Regions from separate parts of the Homo sapiens genome. Here region 1 is linked to region 2. The links are chromatin loops, found by intact Hi-C in ENCODE. Cell type or tissue: heart left ventricle. All regions are shown on one strand. Each heading gives the region's core, and the rest is flanking DNA. Links, peaks and the distances in the headings are about the cores only.

Region 1 (5,368 bases), core at 275-5,274, 170 kb before region 2:
GAGACTCTGTCTCAAAAAAAAAAAACAAAAACAAAAACAAAAACAAAAAACAAAAAACCTAAGTTATGGCCAGGCACGGTGGCTCATGCCTGTAATCCCAGCACTTTGGGAGGCCGAGGCGGGTGGATCATGAGGTCAGGAGATCGAGACCATCCAGGCTAACAGGGTGAAATGCTGTCTCTACTAAAAATACAAAAAATTAGCCAGGCGTGGTAGCATGTGCCTATAGTCCCAGCTACTCTGGAGGCTGAGGCAGGAGAATCGCTTAACCCGGGAGGCAGAGGTTGCAGTGAGCTGAGATTGCGCCACTGCATTCCAGCCTGGGCAACAGAGCGAGACTCCATCTCAAAAAAAAACAAAAACAAAACAAAACAAAACAAAACAAAAAACAAAACCCTAAGTTATGGCTGGGCACGGTGGCTCACTTCTGTAATCCCAGCACTTCGGGAGGCCGAGGAGAGCTGATCACCCAAGGTTAGGAGTTCCAGACCAGCCTGGCCAACATGGTGAAACCCCATCTCTAATAAAAATACAAAAATTAGCCAGGTGTGGTGGCGGGCGCCTGTAATCCCAGCTACTCAGGAGGCTGAGGCAGGAGAATCACTTGAACCCGGGAGGCAAAGGTTGCAGCGAGCCAAGATCATGCCATTGCACTCCAGCCTGGATGACAAGAGTGAAACTCTGTCTCGAATAAATAAATAAATAAATAAAAACCTAAGTTACAGCTGGGCACGGTGGCTCACGCATGTAATTCCAGCACTTTGGGAGGCCAAGGTGTCAGGAAGTCAAGCGGTTAAGAGGTTAAGACCAGCCTGGCCAACATGGTGAAAACCTGTCTTCACTAAAAACACAGAAATTAGCCAGGCATGTTGGCGAACACCTGTAGTCCCAGCTACTTGGGAGGCTGAAACAGGATAATTGCTTTTACCCGGGAGATACAGGTTGTAGTAGGGAGCCAAGATGGCACCACTACACTACAGCCTGGGGGACAGAGTGAGATTCTGTCTCATTTAAAAAAAAAAAAAAGGCCGGGCATGGTGGCTCATGCCTGTAATCCCAGCACTTTGGGAGGCCAAGGCGGGCTGATCACAAGGTCAGGAGATCGAGACCATTCTGGCTAACACAGTGAAACGCCATCTCTACTAAAAAATACAAAAAAAAATTAGCCGGGCGTGGTGGCAGATGCCTGTAGTCCCAGCTACTTGGGAGGCTGAGGCAGAACAGCATGAACCCGGGAGGCGGAGCTTGCAGTGAGCTGGGATCACACCGCTGCACTCTAGCCTGGGTGATGGAGCGAGGCTGTCTCAAAAAAAAAAAAAAAAAAAAAACAAAAAAACCCTAAGTTAGATCACATCAATCTCTCTTCAACTTCACCCTCCACCCACCCCTGCCACCCCCAACATGCTTCCTAAGTTCCAGTGCCAGCTGTCCAGTTCCTTTATGTTACTCAGACAAACAAAGGCCTGGCCCGGCTCAGGCATTGGCACCTGCTCCTCTCCTGGCCTGCAAGGCCTGTCCCGACTCTTCACTGGCCCATTCATTCTTACTCTTCAGGTCTGATGTCAATTCTCAGCTCCCTAGAGCCAGCTTCCCATTCTACCCAAAGCAGCCCCTTCCCTGTTTCCTCTGCAGCACAGCCCCTTGTTTAGTTCCTTCACTAAGCTTATCACAGTTGGAAATCATTTTAGTTTATATGTTGTCATCTTCCCTGCTGTGAGACCTGCCCTGAAACTGGAGACCTTAGGTGTGTTATTTACATATATATCCCCAGTGCTAGCACAGTACTGGGTGCATATTAAGTCGTAAAATGTATCTGTTTAATGAACCCATGAATAAACTGCCTCTTACTCTAGGCTTCACGACAGTGAGCACCATGTTAAAATCAGGTTTAAGTTCTTATCCTTCTAAATGAGTGGTTTCCTCCAAAATTGTTAAAAAAAAATTTTTTTTTAAATCAACAATTACTGTGGGATTATGCACATGAAGTTATTCATTTGGCAAATATTTTGAGTGTGTGATGTGCCAGGCATCATTCTGGGAACTAAGAATAGAGCCAGAACCAAGACAATCCCTGACCTCAGGGAGCTGACACTCAAAAGAGGAAGGGACAGACACAGACATGCAATTTCAGCTTAGAGTACACACTCAGGGTCATGGGACAGAACGACCAGGAGGGGAGGGCAGAGACCTCAGCTGCAGTGGTCAGGGAAGGCCTCTGTGAGGAGGCAACATGCACGGTTCTCAGTTTGAAAGAGAAAAACAATCTAGCTGTGTAAAGAACTAGGGCAGAAACATTCCAGGAAGATGCAACAAGAACAAAGGTCCTAAGACCAGAAACACGTGTGGCACATCCAAGGGGCAGGAAAGAAGCCAGCGTGACAGGAGCAGAGGAAGACAGAGGTTGGAAAGGAAGGCAGGGTCAGATGGCAGACAGCCTTCCCAGCCTGGCCAAGGGACAGCGGGATTTTACCACAAGATGAAGCCAGCAGAGGGCTTTCAGTGGGGCTAACATCATCTGAATTTGGTTTAAAAAATATCACTCTGACTGCTGGGTGGAGCATATCAATTTGTAAATCTATATTTAAATATGTAGGGGGGTGCACTTCAAAAGGTCTGGAAGCATACACACCAAATTCTTAACTAGAGCAAGAAGAGTGGGCCAAGGTGGGTATATGCAGGGAGAGAGGTCAACTGACACATTTTCACACACGCTCATGCTATTGGAGTCTTTTATAAGAATATATTCGGCCGGGCACGATGGCTCACGCCTGTAATCCTAGCACTTTGGGAAGCCGAGGTGGGTGGACCACCTGAGGTCAGGAGTTAAACACCAGCCTGACCAACGTGGTGAAACCCCGTCTTTACTAAAAATACAAAAAATTAGCCGGGCGTGGTGGCGGGCGCCCGTAATCCCAGGTACTCCAGAGGCTGAGGCAGGAGAATCACTTGAACCCGGGAGGCGGAGGTTGTAGTGAGCCGAGATCGCACCACTGCACTCCAGCCTGGACGACAGAGCAAGACTCCATCTCAAAAAAAAAAAGAATATATTCATATATTCCCGAACAATAAAAAGAATGGTCACCCCTGAAGATATTCCAAACCAAGCTCCTCAGAACCTGAGGCTCTGCCCAGGGAAGCCCTATCTCACGCGCAGAGCTGCTGGAACAGGGCAGGACGTGCCACAAAGGCCATCTCAGGAGAGTCCCCTGGGCGTCTGCTCAACTGTTCCCCTCCTACCTGGAGTCCCCTTGCCCTTCACTACCTGGCAGGTTCCTTTTCATTCCTCAAGATGGCAGCACAATGGCGTGGCCTCCCGGGGAGCAGCAGTTCCTGCCTGCCTGCCTGAGCCCCAACGCCACGATTACTTTGAGATCTATGTTCCAATGTCTGTTTACCAGGGAACTCTTTGAAGGTAAGAACTCTCTTACCTATTTGTGTCCCCGCAGCCCCTGGGATGAGGCTGAGCATGCAGCAGATGCTGGATAAATAGTCATGAGGGTGACTGATCAGCCTTGGTCTCTGCTGCTGGGCCCACATCTCTTGTACTCAGTGCCCACTTCAGCACCAGATACACAGTTATCCACTCAGTTACTGACGAGTCCCTTCGCTTTGTCTAGATACTGGGCACAAACTGACCATAGGAATCTTCTACCAATTTAAGAGCCAAATGGAGATAAAGGACCACTGGGTATGGTCTAGATTTGCATTCCCAAACGGGAATTTCTGCAAAGGTATTAATCGAGAAGCTATGAAAAAATGTTCCAGGCTAGAATACCTTTTTTGGTTTTTGGTGTTTTTTTTGAGACAGATTTTCACTCTTTTTACCCAGGCTGGAGTGCAATGGCGCAATCTCAGCTCACCACAACCTCTGCCTCCAGGGGTTCAAGCGATTCTCCTGCCTCAGCCTCCTGAGTAGCTGGGATTACAGGCATGCCCCACCACGCCCACCACACCCAGCTAATTTTTTATTTTTAGTAGAGACAGGGTTTCTCCATGTTGGTCAGGCCGGTCTCGAACTCCTGACCTCAGGTGATCCGCCCGCCTCAGCCTCCCAAAGTGCTGGGATTACAGGTGTGAGCCAGCACCCGGCCTAGAATATCTTTTTTTAAGAGACGGGGTCTTGCTCTGTTGCTCAGGCAGGAGTACATGGCGTGATCATAGCTCACTGCAGCCTTGAACTCCTGGGCTCAAGTGATCCTCCTGCCTCAGCTTCCCAAGTAGCTAGGACTATAGGGACAGGTCAGCATGCCTGGCTTCTTTTTATTACTATTATTATTTTTTTTTAGTAGAGACAGGAGCTTGCTGTGTTGCCCAGGCTGGTCTCAAACTCCTGAGCTCAGGTGATTCTCCTGCCTCAGTCTCCCAAAGTGATGGGATTACAGGCATGAGCTACCAAACCCCACCCAGGCTAGAATACATTTTTTTTTTTTTTTTTTGAGATGGAGTTTCACTCTTGTTGCCCAGGCTGGAGTACAATGGCGCAATCTTGGCTCACCGCAGCCTCCACCTCCCAGGTGCAAGCAATTCTCCTGCCTCAGCCTCCCGAGTAGCTGGGATTACAGGCATGCACCACCATGCCTGGCTAATTTGTTTGTATTTTTAGTAGAGACGGGGTTTCTCCATGTTGTTCAGGCTGGCCTCGAACTCCTGACCTCAGGTGATCTGCCCACCTTGGCCTCCCAAAGTGCTGGGATTACAGGTGTGAGCCACCGTGCCTGGCCGCTAGAATACTTTTGAAGAAAGCTGCATCCCTTACTACCCCAATGCAGTGTCACAAAGCACACAAGCACTTAAAAGCTCTGAAAAGTACTATGGTGAAGAAGCCAATCTAATCCATTGTTTCCCATACCGTGGTGGCTTAAGGATGCCTTTCTTGCGATATGCCTATTAAATCTTACAGAGCGGCAACAGCAGCAGCTAGCATTTGCTGAGCACCTGCTATGTGCCAGGCACATATACTGAGGACTTTCTCCTTATCTCCATTTTACTGAAACCCAGAAAGTTTAATAACTTGCCTGACATCTGGGAATGAGATTCTGGGGAAGTGAGGATGTGAGCCTGGGCAGCCAATGTCCAGAACCCCACTCCAAACCACTGTGCCCTGCAGCTCCCCAGGACACAGTCATGTGGCTGCAGGTCAGCACATGCTGATCCAGGCCACGAGCAGGGTTTTGAAAGCTTAAGTGTGAATGCTGTACACATATTCTTTGCCTCTCAGACTCCTGCTACAGGAACACGATACATCAAGTTCATACCATAAACCAGAATAAAATTCACTACTCTGCAGGACTTGGACTCACATCCAAAGATAAATTACTACCAAATAAGGTCTACGATTCAACTCAAACTCTGTATTTTGTGTTTCTCT
Region 2 (5,368 bases), core at 176-5,175:
TGACCTCGTGATCTGCCCACCTCGGCCTCCCAAAGTGCTTGGATTACAGACGTGAGCCACCGTGCCCGGCCTAGCTTGCAGATCTTTAACAAAAACTCGTAATTTCCATATCATGGTTGTGCCATTGAAGCCAAGCCTGCAATCTGACCCCAATGGCAAGGCCTATGCAGGTGGGTTCCCTGCTGGTGTTCTCTGTTGGGGAAGGCGCTCCCAGCTAAGTTAACAGAGAAACAAGGAGTTTTGTTCAAGACACCTGAAGCAAAACCCAGACTGAAGGAAAAACCCAAACCTTACTCCTCCTCACACTCCATGTTACACATCAATCTGTGGTTGGCAGCCCCCAAGCCCTGGGGCAGGCCGGAGGCCCATGGTGAGCTGCTGTGCAGGCAGCAAGGAGGAGACAAGAGGCAGTGAGCAGGCCCCAGGCTCCCCTGGAGGCTGAAGACAGAGCGGGTAGGAGCTGGGTCAGCATGCTGAGTTGGCCTTGCTCCTGTACCCTGACCACTCCTTCCGCACCTCTGTTGTCATAGCTCTGAGGCCCATGGAGAACCTGGTGCAAGGCCTGCTCTTCCACTTGAGGCATGACACGGAGAACGAGACAAGCTCCAGCAAGACGTGGCCTCTGCCTCCGAAGTGCCACAAAAAGCAATGCCCAAAGCCAGAGGAGCGGAGGGTCCCTGCTGCAGCCCTGCCGCCTAGAGTCGGGAGTCTGCCTAGCCCGAGGTGGCCTCCTCCGCAGGGCCTCCTCCCAGAGCTCAGGATGCCATGGAGCCCTTGGTTCTGCTGGGACCAGAAAAGGGAAGAAACAGAATCTGTGTTCGACGGCCTGTGGGTCGGTGGGTGGGGGTGCTCACGGACACGAGGGCCTGTGCACAGAGGGACAGCTGGCATGGACGCATAGACAGAAACAGACAGCGCCTCAGAGTGACCAGAAGCAGAGGAGCACGGCCTCCGGAGGACGCGGCGCCTGGGCTCACCGTCACGGAGGGCTCCGTGGACCTCCTGTCCAGTGACTTGGCTCTTCGGTGTGGAGACAGGGGGGAAGCCGAGGCGTCTGGGAGAGGAGCTGGGGGGGCTTCATTGGTGAAGTCCTGTGGCAGAGAGCAGCCGCTGGTCAGTGCAGCCCAGGGCAATGTGGGCATGTGAGGGACGAGCTGGTGCTGTCCACCCCTCCAAGAGCCGCCAGGGCCTTGCTCCTGGCGAGGGGCAGTGATCTGCCTAGCCACCATAGCAAGTCTGCAGCAGGGCCAGGACAGGACCCGGGTCCTGAGATGCCCTGGTTGATAGAGCAGCCTTTTCTTTTGGATTCCCAGTCACTGTCACTTTCCTGGCCCCACCCCATCCTCCAGCTTCTCTGGGTCACAGAAGGAAGAGCCCTGGGCTCTGTGGTGGCAGGTGGCAAGCTGTGGGCCAGACAGTAGGCACTAGGCACCTTGTGAACAAGAGAGAAGCCAGGAGAAGATGAGCTTAGACTTGGCCGGCTACAAAAGCAGCAGGCGGGTGCCCAGGAGGATTTCAGAAGCCGAGTCTACCTTGGGCTGAGTGGAGAAACGAGGGGTGTAGTTGTACTGAAAGAAAGAGTTAGGAAGGTGTGACATTCAGCCTTGTTGCTGGGCTGTCTCAGATAGGAAGAGAGTGATCCTAATTAAATCTGGGATCTAAAATGCATGAGAATATCCTTCAGCAGAGACGGAGAAGGCTCTGATATGAAGCTGCAGGAGACAGGCCTGCTCTCAAGAAGTCACTATGCAGAGGAGGTGGTTGGAGAGAAGCCTGGCAGGAGCACATCCCAGGCCTGTGTGGAGGGGACTTGGCGCATGGGGTGCATGCTGACCCGCCCCCGAGCCACCCCTGAGGTGCTGCCCAGCCCCAGGAGCTCACCCGCTTCCTAGGGAACGCCCTCTTCTCGCTGCGGCCCTGGCGTGTGTCGCTGGATGGTGAGGGCCCCACTGCATTGGTCTCCATGTGCTCTGCCTTCTCAATGTCCAAGGCCTCAAACTTTTCAATCACCTGGGACCTCCTGCAAGAGAGGACACGAGGCCCTGAGGTGGCAGTGAGGTGAGCTGTGAGGTGGCAGTGAGCCGACTCCTCCCATGCCCGGCCTGGCCCGGGCCTGATTCCCCTCAGGCTTGCACAGCACCGAGGTTGTCTAGACACGTGCTCAGCTGACCCGAGCTCTGCCTGCACCCCTCCACGGCCCTCCCTCCCATCAGGCCTGCGCTTGCCCCTACCCTCTGCCCCCGCGCTAGAGGCCCTGCAGGCTCTGTGGTGCTGACCCACTCGGCATTCACACAGCTTGGCACCCGGCAGCCTCTCCTGAGCCACAGACATGATCAAAAGGCAACCACCACCACGGAAGGCAGCCTCCATTCTCATTGCATCCCTCATGGATCACAGTGCACCCCCCACCCCAAAATTTAGCAAGGAAGAGGCCCAGGAATTAACATTGTTTCTGCCAACAGTAAAAGGAATCAAAGACCAAATTAAAACAAAAACAAAGCAGGCTGATTTCATGTGAAAGGGCTGGCGGCCTCCTCAGGCTGTCTACGGCCGGAGACGGAGCTTAGATGGGGGCGAAGCGGGTGGAGGAGGCGCAGCGCCACCCAGCGGCACAGCAGGAGAGCGCAGAGGCAAGACCTGAAAGAAAACAAGGCTGGGAAATGAATACATGGAAGAGCGCTGCTTTTTCAAATCAAATAATGGTGAACCAAAATTATCCAAAGAATTAAAGAAGCAAAAACCCAAGGTAATCACTGAAGAGGGAGAGAGACCATGATTGTCCTCCAGCTGCAAGAAGTCACCCTGGTGGGGTCAGAGGTGGGGGACGCACCAGCTGAGGCTCAGCTCACAGGGCCGGGCCTGTTCTCCCAGGGGCACCTAAGTTACCTGGCGGGGAGGGTGTCACTGCTGCTCTGGACAAGAGGATAAGAACCCAGAGGAAGTGGGTGAAGGGCTCCCAAGCCTGGAAGCCTAATTATCTCCACAAGGAAGAGAGGAAACAAGATCAATTCCTGAGACCCCACCTCCCCCAAGAGGCCAGCTGCTTCTCAGGGAGTGCGAGGGAAAACTGGCTGCCTAAGGCGTCTTCACCCCCGGAGAGAGGAGGGCGAGGGCCCCGGGCTCTGCTTCCTCCCTGCGCTTAGACACAAAGTGTCTTCCTCAGCTCAGCTTCCTCCCTGTGCTTAGACACAAAGTGTCTTCCTCAGGAAAGAAGCTTGTGCCGGGCCAGCCTGCTAGAACCAGCAGCGGAGGCAGGCGCTGGGGTAGGGGAGCAGCAGAGGCCGCGGCATTGTGAGAGCAGGAAGCTAAGGAAGCTGCTGGAGTTCCAGGACACCCAGGGAAAGCTTGGTAAGTGCAAGCCAGGCGTCCACCACACTTGAGCGATTGTGGTGGGATCTTGGTGAGATTCAAGGCTCACCAACAGGCCACTTCCAGGATGAGGGCTCCTCTGCCCAACACTGGGGCCTAGAAAGCCCCAGGAAAGCAGTGAGGAACTGCTGGGCTTTAACCTCATGCAAATCGCATGCCGTGGTACTGTGGGGATCCAGACAGAGGAGTCGTGGTGGAGAAGAGGAAAGGCACTTGCTACAGTCACTCTGCATGGGGGCCTGGGGAGATCCTGTAAGACCACAGGCTCGCACACTGGCTGCCCTGATCTACTGGGCGAGGTGGAAAGTTATTACTTGGTGCCCTGGAAGCTGCAGGTGGGACAGCAAGCACCTTACTGGTCAGCACAGAAAACGGGGCCTGCACCCTGCAGCTCCAGGGTTCCCAGGGCACTAACCGCTGTGCTGAGGGCAGGGGGGTTAGGGCTACATGGGGAGCTGTCCTTGCTGCCAGTCACCAGCAGGCCAACCAGGAAAACAACTTCCCCCACTCAGCAGCCAGAGGTGACTCACTATCCAAGAAACACTCTGGAAGTCTGAGGAACGGACACATCGAAGCCCAGAACCGGTCAGGTTCAGATAGGCTTGCCTAGATGACTGTGGCTTGTCAAAAAACCAACCCTGTGGTCCCAGCAGTCTGGCTCCTGGGCACACCTATTGTGGCTGCCATTTCAGGTAGGTGTGGCCAAGAATCTCTTGCCAATTTGGAGATTCTGCTCTAATCAACCAGGGGACAGGAATCCAACCAAGCACAGGGTGGGCTACTAGGGATCCAGTGAGCAGGCCTCAGAAAGCGACAGCAGCCAATCAGATGTCACCAGGGTCAGGAGAAAGGGATGCTGCAGTATTAGTATGCAGAACTGGTGGGGGGTGGGGCCAGCACCAGGTGAAAACCCATCCCCGTGTGGCAGTGCATGCAGAGTACAAAGCCCCAGAGACTGCACCTGTCCCAGGCGACAGGAGACAAGAACGAGTTCAAAAGGAGTCTCTCCGAGAAGAAGCCAAGCCAAGCAGGTGTGCTGAATGCTAATTCTGTGGTCTGGCGCTAAACCAGGACATAGCTGATCCTGCTCTGGAGCCACCACGACACACAGCCTGCTTGCCAGCCAGCATGAAGCCTCCCCTGCCCACCCACTGGCCTCCTCCTCTCTCTAGCAAAACCCTTTACTTATATATTTTCTTAATTGCTTAAAAGAGCATCCTTGGCATCAGTCCTGGATCACAGGATGGGAGCAGGGACTTCCTGGCTAAGGCCCCACTGGGATCTGCACCAGCTATCCATTGTTGAGAAGTCACCTACTCCTGAGCCTCAGTTTTCACATCTATAACTGGGGGCGGTAGTAACAGATCCTCATCAGGCTACTATGAAACATTAAGGCAGCCAAGTGCTTAGCAGAGCACCCTGGGGCACTAGGCAGGGGCTGGGAACCACTTGGCTGCCCTTCCTTTCCCTAGGAAGTCAACGTGTCATTTTCCTCTCACCAGCAGTATCTCTGGGAGATGCTTCCTTATCCTGGAGACTAACCTGCAGGCTCACAGGCCTTTTCATCTGGGACGTTTGGAAGAGTGGGTGGGCTGTCAGCCAATGGTGGGTGCTCAGAAGAAAAGGGGGCAGGATGTAAAGACACTTCCCTCCACCTGCCCTTCGAGGCACGGGAGCCCATGGCTGCCTTCACCTGTCCCTCCTGGTAGCGTCTCTAACTCTGAGCTCCAGGTTGTGGCTGGGGAAGGGAGGACACTCTGAGAAGACTTCCAGAACTATGGTTTGAACCTCTTTTCTGGACAGTGAACCTTGGGAACCTAATGAAAACTATGGGTCTTCTTCCCAGAAGAGTGCCTAACCCTAACTCTCTTCTGGGAAGAATACTGTGAAATTGTTTTATTGAGGGGGCAGGTCATCATGGACCTCCAGAAGTCTGTAAGTCTATCCATAAACCTGGCTGAGGAACCCTGCTGTCAAGGCAAAGCCTCAGTATACAGAT

What was found. Peaks named below come from ENCODE experiments on the same cell type or tissue, not always from the same donor. Only the 100,000 strongest peaks of a DNase experiment are listed, where the experiment ranks them.
Region 1: it touches region 2 in a loop (3-fold over the local background); 25 of 110 quality-filtered maps call a loop at or near these places.

Annotation. Positions count from the first base shown.
Region 1 is chr17:17,311,713-17,317,080 of GRCh38, reverse strand. All of the region lies in intron 2 of NT5M (5',3'-nucleotidase, mitochondrial), which reads right to left. Among named protein-coding and RNA genes, the nearest start is that of NT5M, 11 kb to the right of the region's middle. In heart left ventricle, for the core only: a CTCF peak has its summit at 3,287 (motif pointing right); a DNase peak (open chromatin) is centred at 3,290.
Region 2 is chr17:17,139,279-17,144,646 of GRCh38, reverse strand. It overlaps MPRIP (myosin phosphatase Rho interacting protein), which reads right to left. Exons shown (of 24, transcript NM_001364716.4): 8 at 1,882-2,020; 9 at 978-1,091. Among named protein-coding and RNA genes, the nearest start is that of PLD6, 64 kb to the left of the region's middle. RefSeq lists enhancers at 1,602-2,143, 2,144-2,686, 3,387-3,977. In heart left ventricle, for the core only: a CTCF peak has its summit at 2,596 (motif pointing left); a DNase peak (open chromatin) is centred at 2,576; H3K27ac peaks cover 240 bases.